Linked DNA regions of Mus musculus: region 2 is linked to region 1. The links are chromatin loops, found by intact Hi-C in ENCODE. Cell type or tissue: heart. All regions are shown on one strand. Each heading gives the region's core, and the rest is flanking DNA. Links, peaks and the distances in the headings are about the cores only.

The links. Peaks named below come from ENCODE experiments on the same cell type or tissue, not always from the same donor. Only the 100,000 strongest peaks of a DNase experiment are listed, where the experiment ranks them.
Region 2: a loop joins it to region 1, with 4 times the contacts of the local background. A loop is called at or near these places in 7 of 42 quality-filtered maps.

What each region holds. Positions count from the first base shown.
Region 1 is chr7:84,351,666-84,362,194 of GRCm38, forward strand. It overlaps Arnt2 (aryl hydrocarbon receptor nuclear translocator 2), which reads right to left. Exons shown (of 19, transcript NM_007488.3): 2 at 9,889-10,003; 3 at 2,855-2,902. Among named protein-coding and RNA genes, the nearest start is that of Gm30873, 20 kb to the left of the region's middle. In heart, for the core only: CTCF peaks have their summits at 4,114 (motif pointing right) and 4,738 (motif pointing left); no DNase peak of the experiment used is centred there.
Region 2 is chr7:84,774,267-84,784,795 of GRCm38, forward strand. 2610206C17Rik (RIKEN cDNA 2610206C17 gene) reads left to right here. Exons shown (of 5, transcript NR_038175.1): 5 at 949-2,283. Among named protein-coding and RNA genes, the nearest start is that of Olfr291, 74 kb to the right of the region's middle. In heart, for the core only: CTCF peaks have their summits at 5,095 (motif pointing left) and 5,442 (motif pointing right); DNase peaks (open chromatin) are centred at 5,085 and 5,425; H3K4me3 peaks cover 810 bases; H3K27ac peaks cover 634 bases.

The DNA.
Region 1 (10,529 bases), core at 1,433-9,432:
AAAGTGGGAAGCCACCTTGGGCTGCCCGGTGCTGTGAGATACTTGGGCCTCACTCTGCGTGCAGGCTTGTAGATTGGGTGTGCTATCAGGGTGCTGACCCTGTGAGGATGCCACTAGGTCCTGGGGTCCATTAGGGAGGCCTGTGTTTTGTTCTGGGGTGTGATCAGAGTCTTCTAGAGACAGAGCTCATCTATGTGTGTTGTTAGTGCCTGTGAGTTGATAATGGAAGTCAAGAGGGAACAGAAGTCAAGCCAAGTGCTAGCAAGTGAAGGCTGCTTCCTTAGGCCGTGCTGGGAAAGGAACCCAAGCTTTGTATTTCCATTTCTGAACCTCTTGAGCAAAGAGACCTCCTCTTTTGAAGCTCATGTCACCCATTGCTACCACCTCGGGGGCTCTTTGTCACTGTCCCCGTTGGGCACCCACATTAACACCCTAATAACCTAATTAACCTAATAGTGTCCACATGAGATCAGGCAGTACAATACGGCTTCCTGTCTACCCCCTATCCCACTTGAGGTTTGCTTCAATGGGGCCATAATGCAAGAAGCATGAGTCAGCTGCTATGACTTGGACCATATTTACCGAACCCAAGGTCAAGGTATGAAGTATAATGTTAAGCAGAACATATGGGTTTAGGACCATCCTTGAGAAAAGCTGAGAATGATCACTAGACTCAGATCAGGGAACAGAGATCATAGTCCCGCATCTGCTAAGATTATGAATCAACTAATAAGGATAGACCTGGCTTGCATCACAGTCTTTACATTCTCCAAGGCCTTGCTGGATAGAACTGTTATGGACTAACTGCAGGCATGGGAGCAGGAAATGGGAGAGGCCTTGGAGTGTAGCTTACCAAGGCTGGCAGGAGACCCTGGATAGTCAAGTGGAAGGTAGGACGTGTACTTGTTTGTCTCCCCAACTCTGAGCAACTCAGATGTGCCCACAGGTTCCTCAGCCATGGATTATTTCAAATACCCTATAATAATGAGGTCAGTGCCTCTGGGGTCCCATGAACTCAGCTCTGTAAGTAACAGCACATGTTGGGAGCACATTCCATCTCTCTCTCTTATTTTTAAAGCACAGAGGAAAGGATGTGGTTGATAGAAGCTAAGGTTTGAACTTGACTGTGTAACATGTGACTCACTAGAAAGCTCAGCGTGTTACATACACAGTGTTGGGGTCACTGCCTCCTCACAGTCAGGTCCAAGGCAATGAACTCTTTATATCCCGACTATTGTTTCATCACTGACATTGACCTGCAATGTCAAGCAAATGTCAATCCATGTTTCTCTTCCTCTTTATGCTCTGAGACCAAGCATCACCATTTCCTGAGGTTAAAATGCTATGGTATATAATCTCAAGAGGAACTTTGACATAGAGGACTCAATGTCGTTCTTCCTTCTACAGAGAGGCTGTGTGGCAAGGAAAAAGCTCAGAGAGAGAGAGAGAGAGAGAGAGAGAGAGAGAGAGAGAGAGAGAGAGAGAGAGAGAGGTGAGAGAGAGATGAGAGAGAGATGAGAGAGAGATTTCCAGGAACAGAGCATTCCTTGCTACTAAGATACATCTTTAGAAACCTGGACATCCAAGAAGATGGGTCATATCTGCATAGGAAGAGATAATTGTTGATAATCAATTGTTGGTGAAGCTCACATCTTGTTTTGATAGGAATTCCAAGGTCATTAATGTATTAAAATGTGTTCTTACCACATCTCTCATTCTTCAGATGAGGATGAAGCTGGGAAATGGATGAGCCTGGTCTCAGGGGGTAAAAGTTTATGGGATGAGGAAATATTTACTATGGACTTGAAGGCTGGAAATCCTTGGGCAGGACAAGACATTCATTCCTCCCGCATTTGTAGAGAACTCTGCTTAATTCACAGCTATCATTTTGGTTACGGTTACAAAGAACCAAAAGGACCTTCATGCAGAAAAGTAGACAGCCAGCCTAATGTGCTGTGGGGACATCACACTTCTCAAAATTGCTTCAAACATCCAAGACTGTCAGTCCAAATGGAGTATGAATGCAGTAGGCAAGCAGCTATCACCGGAAGCAAGTTTCTAAGGTTAACAATAACCAAGAAAGAGTTCTCAGGAATGAGGGCATCAAGGCAAGCCCTGCTGTAAGAAGGTGGTACAGATGAAAAGTATGGTAAGAATGGAGGAATGATACCTTCCTTCAGCACACATCCATGTGTCCCAAAATGCCCCAACAGAACAAACTGGAAGAATCAGAAGTCATGGTTCTATCTTATACCACCAGCACTGTTGACCCAGGAGCCTTCCTTAAAGGTCGGCTACACCCAGAGCAGTGCCATAGAGCCAGCCAAAGATGCTGTTAATAGCTTGATTGTCAGGATCTTGACACCAACCCAGACAGGCTCCATATTTCCTGTATTTCTCCTTATTTTCCATAGTTAAAAAAACAAACAAACAGGATTCATGTTGATAATTCTCTCTATACTTGAACCCTAAGATTTTTTTTTAAAGGGAGACCATTAAAGTTAGTAGTTACTGTTTAACTTAAAAGCAAACAGGATTAAGAACTCACATTTGCTATGGGTTATTTTGAGACAAAATCTTGCTCTATGCCTTAGGTTTATCTTGAATTTGCCATCTTTCTGCCTCATACTCGCAAGTGCTGAGATTTCAAGCATGTACCACAAGGCTAGGCTTGGGACACTTCAGGATTACTAAGTTGCTTGCCACCAAGCCAAATACTTGCATTAAATGAGACGTACACAAGAGGGCCAGAGATCAGGCAATGGCTTGCTCAGTGACAAAAGGCACTAAGTGCCTGTTCATGACAGTCATGTGACTGCTGGCTACTGGCTTAAGAAAGGTAAAATAAACTCACCTTGAGAATTTACTGGGACCTTCACCATCTTCGTCATCGAAGTCCATTCTGGAAAGTCAAAGGCACAGGTAAGAACTAGTTATAACTCTCAGAGGACTCTAATTGGTTACATGAGCTGTGAACGCAGGGGAGTCTTCACCCCATCACATCGCTATGCAATGCTTCCAATTTTCACCCCATCACATCGCTGCTCAATGCTTCCGACCTTTGGCCATGCTAAACAGTATCCGCAGAGTCTCAAGAGAAAAAAATTACAAACAAAAGGTCTCCAGTACACTCACTATTAGTTCTCTGGTCAGAAATAGGAATACTCAAGTGTCAACTTGTCCCCCTTTGACGCTTCTCAGGTCACCAATGGATGACTCAGGCCATGTTGTGTGAAGGCATCAATGTTTCTTGTCTGCCATCATCCCTGGAGTATGTGGGTCCATCCACATCATGTATTCTATACCAGCACTTAATTTCTTACTTTTATGGTATATTGCTCAAGGGATTTGGAAGACAGTAAGTTCAAAGGGCGATGACATAATATCAGGGGACAGTGAAGCTGTCTGAGAATACTGCTTGTGACTTGGTGAGTCTCTACCAACCTCAGGGCAAAGGTCCTTCAAGAAAACCAGCCTGTTACACCCAGGATCAAACAGGCTGTTGAGGAGGAAATGGGCCTTTGATACCAAAATCACTGAAGCTGGTTGTCTGCTCGTTGAAGCTCACAGAATTACTCTTGAGATTCTTCTCTGCTGGGCCTCCCCTTGTTAATATCAATGTTTTGGTGAATTCTTACTGAACTAACACTCCAAATGATCCTTCTTAAAGGCCCAAGTGCTTCTGATGTCAGCACACACAGGTTGGAAGATGTTAGGGCAGAGGGGAACATAACCATGATCAAGTGCACCCAGAGTTTCTGCGGTAGGAAATGAGCAGTCAGCATGGCTCTTGAGTGTGGCATCCATCTGCAGACCCTATATCACCCTGCTTGTTTTTAGTAGGCCTGAAGGATTTGGTGAGATATAGTCTCATGATCCAAGCAGGAGAGAGGCTGGCTGCCTGACTGGAGGTCTGAGGAATTCCATGTTTTAGCAGTTTATTATGAGAATGGAGAATACCCAGTGAGATTCGGCTCAAACAATAAACAAGCAGAGAATGAAGTATGTGCCAGAAGACCACAGTTACAGAGGCCACACCTTCTGGTCCCTCATAGGGAGGGTGAACTTCATTTCCTAGTCTTTGAGGGATTGAATAAGTGACCCAGGAAATGCATGGGGCACCCAGGCCACCAGGAGGCAGTCATGTTACACATAAAGAGCATACTTGTCCACATACCTCAAGATGAGCCCCAGTGAGATGTGTGGCTAAGCAAGAACTCGAGGGACCTAGGAACTAGGATCAGATACGGCAAAATGAAGGGAATGAGGACAGCTTTTGCATGTCTTTGCTCTGGATTATATGCAGTGCAGCCTGAGTTGACATGTCCAGAATTCCCTGACGGGATCCCTCATCCACTTAGATCCTTGGTCCTCAAAACCCAACTGTCCTCACAACAAAAATGGCAGTTGTGATGAAAGAAATTCCTCTGTACAAAGAGGAACGGAGATGGACAGGATGAAGGGAAAAGACAGAAGACCACATGCATGTCACCCGCGAGATGACCATGTATCGCTCTCCACAGCATGGCTTTGGAAGTTCAGCCCTGGGCCAGAGCTGTCTACAGGACAAATGGAGCTGAATGTGGGAATTCTAAATAAAGAAAGCTCATTAATATCCTGTATAATTACTAAGCTATCATCTCACCTTCCTGGAAATTGCCTGTGGAAAATAACCACCAAAAATGTTTAACTGAGGTCAGTTGCATTTTTGCAGAGCCACACTGCCACCTAGTGCTTGTAAAGGGAAAGATCACCTTTTCTGCCTTCATAAACTACCTACGTTTTCAAAATTCCAAATGATTTGTGCCTGGATTCATCAAAACCGTAAATAGGTGTAATATACACAGTTATTTTTAAAATCCCATTCAGTTCAATTTGATATCACAGCTTCTGTAACATTGAGAGAGAGAGAGAGAGAGAGAGAGAGAGAGAGAGAGAGAGAGAGAGCAGAGCACGCTCGAGAAAGAGCAAGCTCTTCCACTCTTGCGTTTGCCTGTGGAGATAGAGGACATGTGAGAGATTAGGCTTTCTCCTTCTATCTGTGGATATGGTTATGTAACTTAGGTCATTAGGCATGGCAGCAAGTGCCCATACCACTGAGCCATCTCAAGGGCCTTTGATAGGATTATAATAAATAAGCAAACTCCTACAAAACATAACTGACTAGTTGGCCCTCAATCCAGGCCTAAAGATCAATGAGATGCTTGGAGTGACCAAGGGCAGGTCTTCTTGGACTCCAGGACTTTGGTGCTGAAACAGTCACAAGCAAGTCAGGATAGTTTGTCATCCTCATTTTGACAGAGTTTTCTTTACTCAATACCCTACAGAATAGATATAGGAAGAACTGAGTGGTGTAGTAAAGGGTTCCAGCCCTGCTAGGCAAGCTTCGGATCAGGCCAGCATCAGGTGAAAGAAAAGGGTGGTCTAGATCCTGAGTCTACTGGAGTTCATTGGAAACCTGGAGTCATGACTTGTATATGAAAAATTAAAGACCAAGAAACTATGGCTCCTACCTGAGAACGTGTGCAATCATACTGTGTAACATGGAGAGAAGCTATACCCAACACCTATAAGTGTGTATACAATCATACACATGTAGAATGGAGAGAAACAGTACCTTCCCACCCACGAGTATGTATGCAATCACATACATACAGCATAGAGAGAAACTACCCCTGCCACTTGTGTGAGCGTCAACTCACACTTAGACAGCAATCCTGTTAATAGTTTGAAAGGCAAATAAAGTGGGTCCAGTCTAGGAGATAAATCAGAAGCCCCATATGAGTATTTAGAGCCACTCAGTTTCACTAGTCCCTCAGCAATGCCACACACACACACACAGACCGCTAAAAAAAAACACACACACACATGAAAAAAAAAACTTCAAAACACTTGCCCTGGTGTTACGTTCAGGTCCCTGCCACCATGTCCAATGTTAAATATGACTACAATAAGCTGAGCTTATTACTTCTGGGATGAGAAGCATAGTAAATCATCCTTTGTTTTTTATGTTTCTCTCTTATTATGAAACATCTGGATAATAAAATAAATCAAAATGTGACTTTAAGCCCTATTGTATTCTCTCTAAAAATCAAAAACAAAAACAAAACGAACCTCAGCACGGTGAACGAGTGAGTCTCCAGACAGTGAGCTGAAAACATAGTTGACCCTACTTCCTGTTGGGCGGTCTGAACAAGAAGCTCGGACAGGCATTTCGCAGCATAATTTAAGTGAGAAAGAAGTGAGGAGTCTCCCTAGCGGTGCTGTTTAAGAATAACAGTGCAGCATCACATAAGAGTTTGCACAGAGCATTCGCTTCTCAAGCAAAGAGAAAGGTCATTCTAGTACAGTTGCCCAGCACTGGCTACGCAGGAGCAGTCCTGATCCTGGCCACAGGTCCCCAGAACAGAGCAGTGGCAACATGTCTGAAAATATTCCCACTCCAGGAAGACCCACTTACAGAGTCATCCCTGCCCTTCCTCTCTTTCTTTCCCTCACACCTCTTTATTTCTCTTGTTCTTTAATTTCTAAAACAGGGTCACACTATTTAGCCCAGGCTGGTCTTGAACTCCAGAGTCTCCTGACTCTGTCTACCAAGGGCTGGGATTTTCCCTTAGTGATAGTGGTTTAGAAGCTCAGCCCTGGATACAAGGCAGTGGCAGGAACTGATACATTCCTGCCCATCGCTGTATGCAGCCTCCACCCTCCACTCTGATGGCTAGCTTCATCGTCTCCCTTAACTCATGGCCACTTCCTCAGTGAGGTTAAAAGCTGCTTTTGCCCCTTTGCTGGGTGGGAGTCTCCCTCTCTTGCTGAGCTTAGGGAGGTCACAACAAGAATGTATGTCAGGTGACTTGCTTCAGCTCATTTCTCCCACACATGTGGAGCTACTTTGCAAAGAATCTAAAACTTCTGAACCTTCACCCTGTGTCCAGGCAGCCAGGAGGAGAGCAGCACCCTGCTGAGAGGCTCACTGTGAAGTCCTGACAGTGAAGTGGGAAGAAAGCCCAGCCAGGAAGGACTCACAGCACTAGGTCCGGCACATGTCCAGAAGGATCCAAAGTCCTCAAGAGGTCAGTGTGGCCAGTTCTATGAGGCTGTGAAGCACTGGAGAGGAATGGGTGACTGTCTGAGCCCTTGGAACACTTCACTAGCAGGTGAGAGAGGGAGACCTGGAAAGGAACGGGCCAGGGCACGCCAGTGCTGGCTTTTCTCCCTCATACTCTATCTTCTTCCACATCCCTCTGAGTCTCTTCAAGCATGCCTCACAATCTTAACAGAAGGAACAGTTGGAGACACCATGCTGGTGACAGTGACAGCAAACAACAGTCAATGCCAGCCATAGTACAAGGCCCTGATGGAGCTATCAGCCTTTTGATGCCAATACTGGGATTTCATGAGAAGATATAAAAACAAAAAACAAAACAAACAAACAAACAGAAACAAAAAAAAAAAACCCTGCCAGATGTAAGAAAGCACCAAGACTTACTATGGAAACAGGTCTGCAAAAGAAGTGGTTCCCTTCTTAGACCCTGGATGAATCTTTTTAAGTCATGGTGTCTGATTCCCACCATCTGACAGTAGGACAGGGCAAGCAGCATAAGACTCCAAGAAAGATAACAAAGGCTTCCTGCTGAAGGTCCAATTCATTGGCCTGCCTCCAGAGAGCCTCAGTCCCACCTTCAGGGTGTTGGAGGCCACTGCACACCTACCTTCATGTCTGTTTCCTTCTTGATAGCTTGTTTCCTCTTCTTCAGCTGTATGTGGATCTGAACCCAAGCCTAAGTGCCAGCCTGCCCAGGGTCTACGTTAGCTTCTAGTGCCAAGGAGGGCATGGTATGGTCTGTCTCCATCTGTTTGCCTCTGTCTGTGTCTGTTCTCTCTCTGTATGTGTGTTGGTTTGAATGAGATGCCATGTTCCCCACAGTCTCGTACATTTGAATACTTGGTCTCCAGTTGGTAGCCTTTTTTGAGTAGACTTAGGAGGTATGGCCATGTGTCACTGGAGCAGCTTTGAGGTTTCAAGGGACACTCTATGCTTTTGTTTGTGGTTTAAGATGTGAGCTCTCTGCTGCGCTCCTTACAATGTCTGCCTGCTGCCATGTTTTCTCACTGTGGAGGTGATGGCTCCTTACCCCTCAAACAGACCCCTCATTCTCTATGTTGCCTTGGTCACGGTGTATCACAGCAATGGAAAAGAAACTAAAACTACAAGACAGGACAGCTGTGGGGAATTCTTCAGATATGGAACTCAGTCCTAGATCAAATTTTCTTAAGCAGTCCAGAAAGCAAGATCTGTACTGCAGGCTAAGATGGAAAACTGCTGTGTACACCAGCCCAAACCATGAGGAAGCAGAGGCTCACAGATGAACTCACCCCAGCACAGGGAGGGCTCATGGGTCTTCAGCATGGGGTGAGGCAAAGCATTTCTGCCTGGACTTGAACCAACCTAGAGTATTCATTACAGAGCCTAGTCTTCTAGAAACCGACAAGGATGAACAATGGGGTTTTTCTCTAAAGAATGTGAGTTAAGGGGGTAACATTTGAAATAATTTGGACTTTTTAATTGAAAAGTAGATGTTTTAACACTCTACACATTCTTTTAGCAATCCATACTGCAGGATTTGTCCACAGTTAGCAAGAACAATGGCTTAGATAGCAGGTAGCTGTGCAGGCAGCCCAGAGGCAAGCTGTGGCCTTTATCAGGTGGTTTGTTTTTTTTTGGTTTTTTTTTTTTGTGGCACCCACTGAGGAGACCCAGGCGCAGCAGACAGAGAACTGCTTCCTTGGAGAGTGCACAAGACCCAGGGAGGCTGGCCTCACCACCAAGTTCAGATTCTCAGCCCTCGGAATCGTCACGGTAACCACGCACCTTTCAGGCCCCTTTCCAAAGACACCAGTGGGCACTGCAGTCCTTATCATAGGGTGGCATTATCATACTGTTGCATCCTGTCCTCACTCCATTCCAGACCCTGGCGTGCACCTGTCTCCTTGCCTTTGTGCCTTTTTAAGAATCAGCAGGTTTGGAAGAGATTCTTGGGATTAACATGTTGGACCATTTCAATATGGGCCCAGCCTGCAGTCTTGGGGCTATAGAAGGTGTGCTCTGTTCTCACTGGATAAGTGCAATCATGGGCAGAGTGTGTGATCAGAAACTGAGCCACCTCATGAGATAGCTTGTTTATTAACTACACTGAAAATGAAAACAGCATCAATGGGAAACAGAGTTGAGTAATAGACTGAGCTGGAAAATACCAGTTATGTTTTCCTGAAGGGCTTTGATTGGTTTGATTTGGGGTTCTAAGTATAGATACTGATATCTTTCATCACAGGAAGGTGCCAGTGTTGGTTTCATCTGCTCAAAACTGGTCTGTGACCTATCAGATCCAGTAGAGTTGACAATACTTATTCACTTTACTGTCTGAGCAACATTGAACACATCTGGCTGGCCTTCAGGTGCTGAGTCCTGTTAAAAAGAATTCTTGCATATTCCTAGGAAAGATGAGCATTGGAGGAAACATTGGAGGGCCCCAGTTAGATCATTTACAGTCCCTGGGGCTGGATCTGCCAAATGAGGCTGGAATGTTCAGGCAGTTTTAGAGTGGACTCCTCCCTTCAGAGAGCTAGCACAAGCGCGGCCCAGCGGGATCCCATGGCAGGCAAAGTAACTACAAGGGCAAGCAAACAGAAATCCCCAGCTGGGTGCCAGGACCCGGAGCACTTAGAAGCAAATCATGTGCATATTTAGGAATCTTGCAAAATCTAAACAGGATGCAAAAGGCTGAGCTTTTACTCTCCTGGAGGGGGAAAACAATACTTTTCTAACAGGTCAAGATCATTGCTCAACTGTTACTAAGTCCAATTCCTGGAAATGCTGAGTCTGCTTACCCGGATCGACGCTTTCCTCCTCGGGCAGGCATGGCCCCTGCCATTCTCACCTGTCCGGTGGCTGCCATGGGGGCAACAGGCAAGGCCACAGATCCTGGTATGTCTGACGCCATCTCTGGAAATCAACAGAGACAAAAAATTTTGTTAATGACAGAAAAAGAAGCCAGTCACGAGAAAGAAAACTATCACACTACCCCGAGAAAGCCCACCTGGGAGGCAACCCAAGGACCTGGAGGGGTTGACACTTCGCTTACTGCCAGTCACTTAACTGGGCCAGCCCTGGGCTGTCTGGGCTTTCCAGTCTTCCACCTCTGAGCAGTGGTTAGAACCATGAGCGCAGCTTTGCAGCAGTAGAGGGACTCGGTTCTCCCTGTCACCTGAAGGCAGGTAGGCTGTCTAGGTAGAGGTGAAAGAAAGCCTGAGAGACGGCTACAATTGGCATCAACCATAGTGCCCTGGATGAAGCTAAGTCTCAAAAGTAATTGAAGCAGTACCCACTGACCTCCCCCTCTGCTCCCATACTAGCCTAGTCACCCACCCTTAGTAGCTTCAGAAGCCCTCACTGTAAGACCCCATGAATTCCGGGGCATTGAGAATCTCCCATTAGGCTTCATAAGGGTGCCACATGCTGTGGCACCCAG
Region 2 (10,529 bases), core at 1,508-9,507, 420 kb after region 1:
TGATAAAGCTGCAAGGGAGGCCACCCAGGCTTCCACTGCTCACATCCTGGTCACCCTGCGACCCACCTCCTCCTGCATGTCTGGCCAGTCCCAGAGTATGCTGCTGAAGACAAACAAGATCAGGCCAAATGCAAGGGAATCTACAGAAGAGATGGATGATTTCATACTTCTGAAGGCTGTACAATCCTACCTAAGGAGTTTGCTAGGCAACTCATCCATTAAATCCATCAGGACTCACAATGAGGTCACCAAAAATTAAAGGAAATGTTTTGAGGGGTAAAGTGCAAAACATTTTACTTGGGAGCCTTGGTTGATCAGGTAATTTTGCATTGTCGAACCTGCCAGCTGCGAACCCACCGCAGGCCCCAGTCAAGGAACACCAGGAATCAGAATTAGAGGCCAAAAGCCAGGGGCCGATTGGGAGATAGTTTACACAGAAGTAAAGCCAGGAATGTATGGATAAAAATACCTGCTAGTTTTATAGATACCTTTTCAGGATGGGTGGAAGCATCCCCTACAAAGGAGACTGCCAGTGCAGTGGCAAAAAAGATTCTGAAAGATATCATACCCAGGTATGGACTACCTACCCTGCTTGGGTCTAACAATGGACTAGCAATGGACTAGCATTCATTTCTCAGGTAAGTCAGTCTTTAGTACGTGTCTTAGGCACCCATTGCAAACTGCACTGTGCATACAGACTCCAGAGTTCAGGACAGGTAGAGAGAATAAATTGAACCCTGAATGAGGCCTTAACCAAATTAACCCTTGAAACTGACAGTAATGGGTTATCTCTCCTACTTTATGTCTTATATATGGGCAGGAACACCCCTATCATGGTAGAATACTGGTTGCCCCCAGTATCTAAAGTGGGCTTGTACTTCAAGGGCTCAACCTATGCATACTACCCTGGTCCTAAATCTGACTCAAGTTTTTTGTGTTCTGGTACAGCTTGTCTTTCAGGTGTTCTCATCCCACTTTGATATCCTATATGGCAGGCTCTCTCCTATGCTGCTTAACTTCCAAACTGATATTCTAGCTGAATATGACCAACACATGTTCTTGGAGTCTTTGAAGGTCCTCCAAAGATTCCAGAAGTAACTCCAGCCTGCCATCTGCTAGGTTTATCAATCTGCAACTCCCTTTAATCCTCATTACTTTGAACCAGGTGACAATGTTTGGATTAATAGACATACACACAAGACTCTGGAACTCTGCTGGAAAGAACCTCATACGATGATCCTGACCATGTAAATGGCTGTATAGGTGGATGGGATCTGGACGTGGATACACTACTCCCATGTTAAGCCTGACAGAAGAGAGACAACACAGCAGTGGAGATCTGGCAGGGAGAGACTTCCAGATGTTCCACCAAGAGCAATGGAAGCATACCCACATCTTGTTGATCCAATAGGGCTGCAACTTTGGCACTCCTGATCATGCATGCCTGCTGCACCCTTCACCAACCCTTCAGTCTAACCTGGATGCTTATAGATGTTGGAAGAGGTGAAATACTTCACCAAGTCTCCAAACAAGTGCTAGAAAGGATCTTGAGCTATGGTTGGATGATTTCTCTGGGTTTGAGGTCTTGGAATTGTACCATTGGACCAAAAATGGCCAATTCTATGTTTGCCCAGGCCACTGCTGCATCAAGGCTCAGAGAGATAAGTGTGGAGGGTCCTCTGATTACTTTTGGGTTGTTTGGGGATACGAATTCATCTGCTATATATGGTGACTTGTGGTGCATGCATTATTAATACTTTAGTCAGGTTTGTTAAGGAACGGATTTCCACTGATGATTGAGAATCCAACTGGTGATTCACAAGCAGCAATACCAGCCCATCTTAAGGTTTCAGGTTAGGCCATTATTCAAGGAGGGAATGAGCGCCAAGCTGACTCCATGAGAGGCTGCAAGATGCCAGTTCAGGAGACTAGGCCTAAGTTTCTGTTTCCCAGAACTGAGCAGACCAGTTCTTGGAAAAACCACAGCCCATGAACAGCCAATCAGAAGCTGCCCTGCCAAGGTTAGTCAGCAAGGGTTCTTGTAAAGTCCCCAGGCCCCCAGTGATGAGTTTGGAAAGCCCACAGAACTCTAGCCAATCCCAGAGTTACCCATACCCCTAGAGTTAGAGCCAACCATTTGGGTCACCTACCTCTTCTTGGAATTCCCCCTAATAACCTTTAAATTGAGCCTACAGAGCTCACCTTGAGGTTACCATTTTTATGAATTGTAGACCCTTGCATGCTGGATTTCTGCAGAATAAATGCTCTTTCCTTTTGTATACCATTTGTGTCTGGGGTATCATTCTTCAGTGCTTCATGGACCTCAACACTTATTCCTATTAATGTTGATTAATGAACTTACACTTGATTGCATGGACTATAAATTGAGATTATCATTATTATCTTGCTCAAAATTTCCTAGCATGGGACTCCCAAGTTGGCTCCTGGACTCCTTCCCTTTTAAAACATTCTTTGTGGCTCCATGGATTATTCAAAGTTTTTTTTTTTTTCCCTTAGCCTCAAATTCTGAATGAATGCTTTCTTCCAGAAGCCCAGGGTTTGTTTTTGTTTGTTAGTTTGTGTGTGTGTGTGGGGGGAGTTGTTTGTTTTGTTTTTGAATGTAGGATGACATTTAGGAACTAAGATCTAGATGTTACACCTCATTGTATTGCCAGGATTGTCATTGCTCCAAGTCCTCTCACAGTGGAATCCAGTTTGTGTGTGTTAGCTTATCTCTACCTCCATATCTATTTTTGTAGTTCTTTTTCCAACATGAAACAAACTTGTCATTTTTCACAATGCAAGTGCTTATTTTTTCAGTCCTAAAATACAGACAAAATTCTTTCACTGTTGATAATTTATACTCCTGTGAAAAACAAAAATATCAGCTCAAACACAATATCTACATATGATTCTTTTCTATTTAGCATGCACCATATACAGTCAAAATACTGTTTTCCAAGGTTGCTTAAATCAGTTGTGTTCTTTGCTACTTAGTTTGTTGTAGTCACGTTAATAATTCATAACGTAATGCCCTCAGTTTGCTCGTGCTTGTATTCTATTTTGACTTGCCAAAAATGTGTATTCAAACCCTTTGCCCATTTGGAAAACTTGATTATTTATTGCTTAGTTATTAGTTCTATACATAATCTGGGTAAAGGTTTCTCATATAATTTTCAACTATTTTTTCCATTCTTTAATTTGTCCTTTTGTTCTCTTGATTATCTTTTGACAATCAATGAAATGCTTTAATCTAAGTCCAAACTTCCCTTTATTTACTTATATCTTGTGTCTTTCCTGAATCAACTTTACAAATTTATGATTTTTTTCCTTCTAAAGGCTTTATTTTGCTTCCTATATTTAGACTTGGCATCTATTTTGATTTAAAATGTGAATACAGTGCTAGAGAGAGGTCCATCTTTCCTCTTTGGCCTATGAACACTTACTTGTCTTGGCATCACTTGTTGAAGATTAGCCCTTACAGAATTATCTTGAGGGCTGGAGAAATGGATCAGTGGTTAAGAGCACTGGTTGCTCTTCCTGACTCTTCCTGAATATGGGGATTCAATTTCCAGTACCCATATGACAATTCATTTGCCTCTGTCCAATTCCAGAGGATGTGATGCTCTCTTCTGGCCCCTTTGGGCACTGCATGCCAGTGGTACACACACATGCCATCCACTTCATGTATCATCTGTCTATCTGTCTGTCTATCTGTCTATCTATCTATCTATCTATCTATCTATCTATCTATCTATCTATCAAGTATATATGTGTATATAAAGATTTATCTTGAACAGTCTTGTCATTAAATTGATTATCCAGAAATGGTGAGGAAGAACCCTTAATTGCCAGCTTCCAGAACTGTGGGTGAACACACTCTTGTCTATTGTAAATTACCCATTATAAATTTCTGGTTATTATAAACAGGTATTCTGTTATGGAAGCCAGTTGTTTAGACCTTTATCCACAGAAATACAAGTCTTTGCAGTATATGCTATAATTTTTCCCCAGCTTGTTAGATATCATTTTGTTTTTTGCTGTGACAGTTTAAAGTATTTTGTTAGCAAAGCTATCTACCTTTTGCTTCACTACCTATGCTTCTGAGAAAAGATTTTCTCAATAAGGTTATTGTCTTATTTTCTTTGGAACTTATAGAGTCAGTTTTTACACTATATCTCTAATTAATTTAGGTTTTTTTCCTTATGAATGTTGTTTCAACACTTATTTATTAAAAAAAAAGAATGTCCCAGTGGTTTGAGATGGCTTTAGATCTATTTTCTGCCTTTCCGTTAGTCCACAGTCCCTTTGAGTATTACAGCATCAGCACTGCCTTATAAATCAGGCTTTACAGTCTGACTTAATATCTGGAAGCCATAATCTCCACCTGTGATCTTTATTTTCAATGCTTTTTTTTTAAAAAGTTTGAAATGCTTGAATTCTCATATGAACTCACTGTTAACATGGGTCTACCAAACTTTCACATTACCTTGTAAAATTTTAGAATCCAGCTTGTTATTTAAAAGATTTAAGACCTTTATAGGCTGAAAATGAACTCTTAATCCACTGGATTTCCTGGTTGTTCATATAGGGTAACTGTAGTGCTCTTCTCTATATGTGCGACAGTGTTGTTACCAGACTCTCCCAACACAGAAGTACCCCAGGGTCTCTCTCCACTTTCCAATAAGCTTTCTGTGAAGACTTCCTACAGGAGAACCAAGTTCGAGTTATTCTACAGTGACATGACTGCCGAACTCTGTGACAATAAAGATCAGGATGACTCTCTCTGAATTCTAAATTCTCCAGAGGTAAGAGAACAACGTCCTCTAGGCAGGGCCTATTTCTGTATGTGGTCCATGTGGTTCACCAGCCAAGGTACCCACTCAAATGGAGGAAGATGCCTTGTAGGTCGAGGGAGTCTTTTGTTCTTTAACCTATAGGAATTAGTACCTGGGGGCAGCAGGTCTTTTTCTATCTTGCCACCTCAATCTAGCAGTCCTCAAGGAGCCAACAACAGGAACCTGGGCTGCAGCACCACTAGCAGTGGGCAGCACCAGACACCTCATCGCCCCCTGCTGGAGACAGCGTGTGCCGCAGGCGAGGCTGGATAGCGTTGGCCCCTGTGATCTCAGTTCTTTCAGAATCGAAGGACGCTGAGCGATGGGTATAGATGAGGCAGCATCTGCAGCCCCCATGGCTGGAGGTCCCAAATTCTGAGGCGATTGTATAAGCCCTGTGTACCTCGCATCACAGAAACTACGGTTTTGAAAGTCCAATACACACGTTTTTTTCTCTTTCTTTCTTTCTTTTTCTTAATCTGCGCAGGCGCAGTTCCGGCGCGCACCCGGCCTCTCAGGTGGGTACGTGTCATCCGGTGGGGCCGGGTCCTCCCGTGTTGCTCACGTCCACAGTGAGACTCAAGTCTTCTTTTATAACGCGTAGTCATTTTGGGAGCGCGCTTTTGATCCGATGGTCGCTCTGGCCACTTGGGGGCGCACAAACTTGTAGTTAGCTCCTCTGAGAGCATTGGCCTGTCTGGTAGTGGATTTTGTTTTCCAGAATGAAACCCTTGTCCCATTAAGAGGAAGACTTTGTCAGTGTTTTAGATAGAGCACGGTAAATGTAGGTTACTTATTATTCAACATCTAGTAGTACCCGAGGGATGAAAAAAGATGATATCTTCCCTATAAAGCAAGAGAAAATCGTGAAGACGAAGAATACAAAAACAACAGCCATGTACCTATGTATGTATGTATGTATGTATGTATGTATGTGGCAACCTAGATGGGAGAGCTGGAACATTTTCTAAAGGAATATGATCAGGTGAGTTTACACGAGGGAAACAAGTGATGTTTTCAAAGGAAAGCAGAGTGATGGAGCCTTGGAAGACACATCTGGATTTAATCTGGCTTCTCTGCTTTTGCATTAGCTTCATCTTTGTACTGGTTAATTCTGAACCTGTTTCCTTATCAAGATAATAATAGATAAAATTACCCTTGCAAACCCATGGTGAGAGTTAGAGTTGTGGAAAGAGAGGTAGGATGAACGTTTTTTTTTTTTTTTTTTCTTCCTGTACTGGCTAAGTTAGCATTCAGGGTTATCCTTATAGTCCCTGAAAGGAGCAGATTGCTTTTCTGTTTTGCTTTTGTTTCTTTTTGTTTTCTGTTTTTGTTTTGCCAGGGATGGGAAACTAGGGCCCCAGGCATCCTGGAATAGCAGCTCTATTGTCTGGGTTTACTATGTCAGAAACATGATTGGACATGTTTGTGTTTTTCTACGTCAGAGTTTATTATTAATATTACTATTGCAATAAATTGACAATGTATAGAGGTTTTAATGGCAGCTATTTGGAAGATATTTCTGCTTTCCTTGGCAACCCTGGATGAAGTAAACACAGTTTTTTTTTTTATTCTACTCTTAATATTAAATCTCAGTTCACATAGTACACAACTCATCTTAGCATAAACTCCCTCCCCCCTTTCTTCTTAAAAAACCATTCCTGCAGTGCTTCCTGCTGCTGTCTTTGTGGGGTGCAGAGCAGCCCACTGATCCTTCTAGGGTAAATAAATCTCCTTTGGAGTAAGGGTTTGGTGTATGGGTGTGTTTTGTGTAGACTTGGAGGTCCTTTCATTTTGGTGATGTGACTAAGATTGGCTAGTAGCTCTGCCCTCCCTTCTACACTTTCTGGTCCTTCTGTTGCCTCAACTTCTTATCCCCCATTTCTTGCTGTTTCAAGCATCCCCTAGGTTTTTTGGGTTTTGATAGATCATTGAGCATTCCTGCTCTGTTCTATTGTCCCTGCTCTGTCTTGTGGGACCAGAAAGACTGCACCGAGCCACAAACTTTATTGGTTTGGGCAGACTCGTATGGATGATTCGTAGGCATTTTCTGTTGAGTTTGGCATTGTTTGTGGATTCCCCTTCAAAATCTGGTGTCTGTTATTAAACGTCCAAAAATCCTGTTAATAGGTTAAAAAATGTCTAGTTTCCTTTACCTCAGACCTTACCACCTTTATCAAACATTTTATAACACAATCTTGTGACCATACCTTTCATGACGTCTCTATGCTCCTTTCCAATAACCTCCTCTCTGGGTAATGCATACATGTATGGAAAAAGGCCTGTGACCATGCAGATCAAATACACCAAACACACAGGACCTACCTTGCCAGAGCTGCAGCAGCCTCTAACATAGATACTCATTGAGATTACAATGACGGTGATGATTATCAGGCCAGGGACTGGTTTATTACTTGTCTCCTTTCTGGCCTGAGGAGAGCTACCCTAAAACCAATTAACTTTCAAAAAGTCCATGAGATAATTGGGCAAGCCTGAAAATCCCTCTCATTTCCTCTGATGCACCACACAGTCCCTACTTGAACATGCAAACATAGACCTAGACACCTTAGTTGACCAACAACTTTTTATGATCTATGTTTTGCTCAGTTCTACTCAGACATAAGGGCCAAATTCAAATGACCAAGGCCTACTTTTACCCCAAGCCAAGGTTCTGGCCTTGGCTTTTAAGGTCTTCCATAATTGTAATGAGTGCAACACAAGTACTAACTCTTGGATCAGGATCTCTAATGAATTCCCAGAAGGAGCCACTAGGTCCCTGCTTCAAGTGTGGCAAGGAAGGTCACTGTGCCTGCACCTGTTCAAATCTTTGAAGGCCTACCTGTTCTTGTTCTAAGTGTCCACAGGGTTACTGGGGATCACTAGGGCACAACTTCCCTGGGTTCCATCCAGCCTTCCTGAATTCTTCTTGGACCTGTTTGGCCTAGCAACTGAGGACTGACAGGGCCTGGGCTCTGACCACGTCCATTAAACTCTAGGAGCCTAGGGTCTCACTTCTGTCAGGTTGCCTCATCACATTCCTCCTGTATACTGGGTCCACTTTCTCAGTCATGATGGAATTCTGGGGGGTCCACTCACCCCCTTTCCCTCTTTCATATCCCTCCCACTTAGCTGGAGTACATAGCCACCTTTCCAGACCCCTCCCTTAACTTGTTCTTTTAAAGGCTTTTTCTTTCCCCACTCCTTCCTCTTTATATTTTCATGCCCTATTCTTTTACTAGGGAGAGATGTCCTCTCTGAAATAATAAATATGCCTTCCAACCTGGCCACAACTCTGTGTCCCTCATCCTCCTTTCTTTGACCTCCACTTGTACTCTTTCTCTCTCCTGAATCCTCAGACCACTCCTGTCCCTTGTTCCCTTTTTTAGTCAATCCTGCCACCTGGGATACCACGTGTTCTTCTCTTGCTACACATCACAAACCCCTTCAATTATATTCAAAGACCCTTCTGCCTACATCTCAAAACCTCAATACTCCCTACCCCCAACCAGCCTCAAAGGCCTCAAACCTATCATTCATTTGTTTGTAAATCCAAATGGCTTCTATGCCCTACCTCTTTACCCTACAATATCCCCATATTGGCAGTCAAAAATCCTAAGAGAAGTTTTCACTTGGTCTAGGACCTTCACTCAATTAATGTTGCCATTATCCCTCTACACCAGGTGGTCCCCAACCCTTATACTATCCTCTCTGCTATTTTTTCTATTATGCCATTTTGGATATGTAATATGTTTTCTAAAAGTAAATAACCCATCGTTGCTTAATTGGCATTTTAGGTGTTTAAATAACTGTATATATTCAACATTAACTCTTTTTCATTTCATTTTTTTCTGTTTAGAACTCCCTAGAAATCTAAGGTATATCTTTTCTTCTAAATGGCTCCTGCATTCACTTGCCAAAGTGCCTCATGCATTAAGCTCTTGCTCTTAATTTTATTTTGGTTTACTATAGTCTTTTAAATTATTTTTTAATTTAAATTTTATCGTATTATGATGAGAAAAGATACATAATTTCAATTTATCTGAATTTGTTAACATTTAAAAACATATTTTGAGTAAATAGACTTACATCACATTCTTCTTTCCCTTTTGTACCCCAACTCCTCCTGGAGATCCCTTCAAAACATGCAATACCTCTTGTTTTCTTATCATATTCTTTAAAATTTGTAAAATATTGTAACAATAAAATGAGTATTATAAAAGTTGTTTTATATAAAACAAGTCAATTGAACAGTCTTATGTAGATGCTTGTCTACAGCAATACTGAAAATACATGTTTTTCTCAATATAAATTTAAATCACTCCAAATATATTAACTGTTTGTTTGTTTGTTTGTTTGTTTTGTTTTTAGTAGAGCTTAAAATCTTGGCTCTTACTGTGGTACAAACACAAAATAAGAACAATTTTTGGACATTGGAGTTCATTGTAATAAGGCTGTACTTCAATGTTCCTCACATTACCAAAGGATTTTACCCCCATAGTAGGTAAGCTAAGAGTTGACAGTACTGCTGTGCAAGGAATGAATTGTAGGCACAATTTTTGGATACAGATTTCCTGCTATGGTCAAAGCTATTTACCTTGGCTGATTGTTATCATTCTCTGCCCTCAGGGAACAGGTTACATTCATTTAAGAAATGGTGTGTGTATCAAGACAGTCTATCCATGAAGTCATGGTTCTGCTTGGAGGGTGGCACAGACGTTAGGTGAGGGTAAGATTCTGGTTCATTGGCTGTGATGATTTTGAAAAGCATTCATCTCAGAATAAGAGTAACTTATAAAGTCCTCTTCTTCAAAATTGATACAATAATTATAAATATCAAGCAAAGTCTTCAGTCTCAATCTTTGCTGTTCTCTTACAAGCCACCTCCCAAATTAATTGTCTACATTTCTTTTGGCTGTATAAATAATCATGCTTCCCCTGTCTCAGTCTCTCTATTAGTAGGATTGTTTATTTGATGTTTTTACGCTATACTATGGTTGTCAGAACAGCTTACCAGTTTCCTCTATATTGCCCAAAATACATCATTAATGTTGTACATAGACTCCAAATAGGCTTTACATATCCTGCCAACACACTTCGATATCTGGAAGGAATGAGAATTTCTAAACACAAAAGGCAGCACAATTACCAACTCTTCATATATTTTTAACCTCCTTGAGGCTTCTTTCTTACTCTCTCAAATTGATTGACTTCATTGCACAGCACATCAGACTGATATTTCCCTTGTCAGTAAAGGCAGTAATCATGCTGACATGGCAGCCCATCAGGCTTCCCTTTTGTTCCCTATAACTTACTCAACTTCCTCCCAAGTGTTTCTACTGCATGACTAAGATTACAAGATACCCAGATCTCCTTGAACACAGGACATCATTTACTACTTATGACATACATTTCACTCTAATACTAAATCTTTTCTCTCCTTTCTCCAAACCTACTTGGTCCTCACCCTGGCAGATAAGAGACTGTTCTACATAGCCTAGCCTAAACCTACAATGAATGTCTGCATATTAACTTCATCTCTACTATTTGATCCTCTACCTGTCCCACCCAACAGCCTTGGAGACTGATTCCTGGCTGTAATTGGCAGACTGACTTCATTCACGTGACCACTGTAAAACACTTTAATACTGTTACTTTGCATTAATACATTCTCTGGATGGGTTGAGGACTACC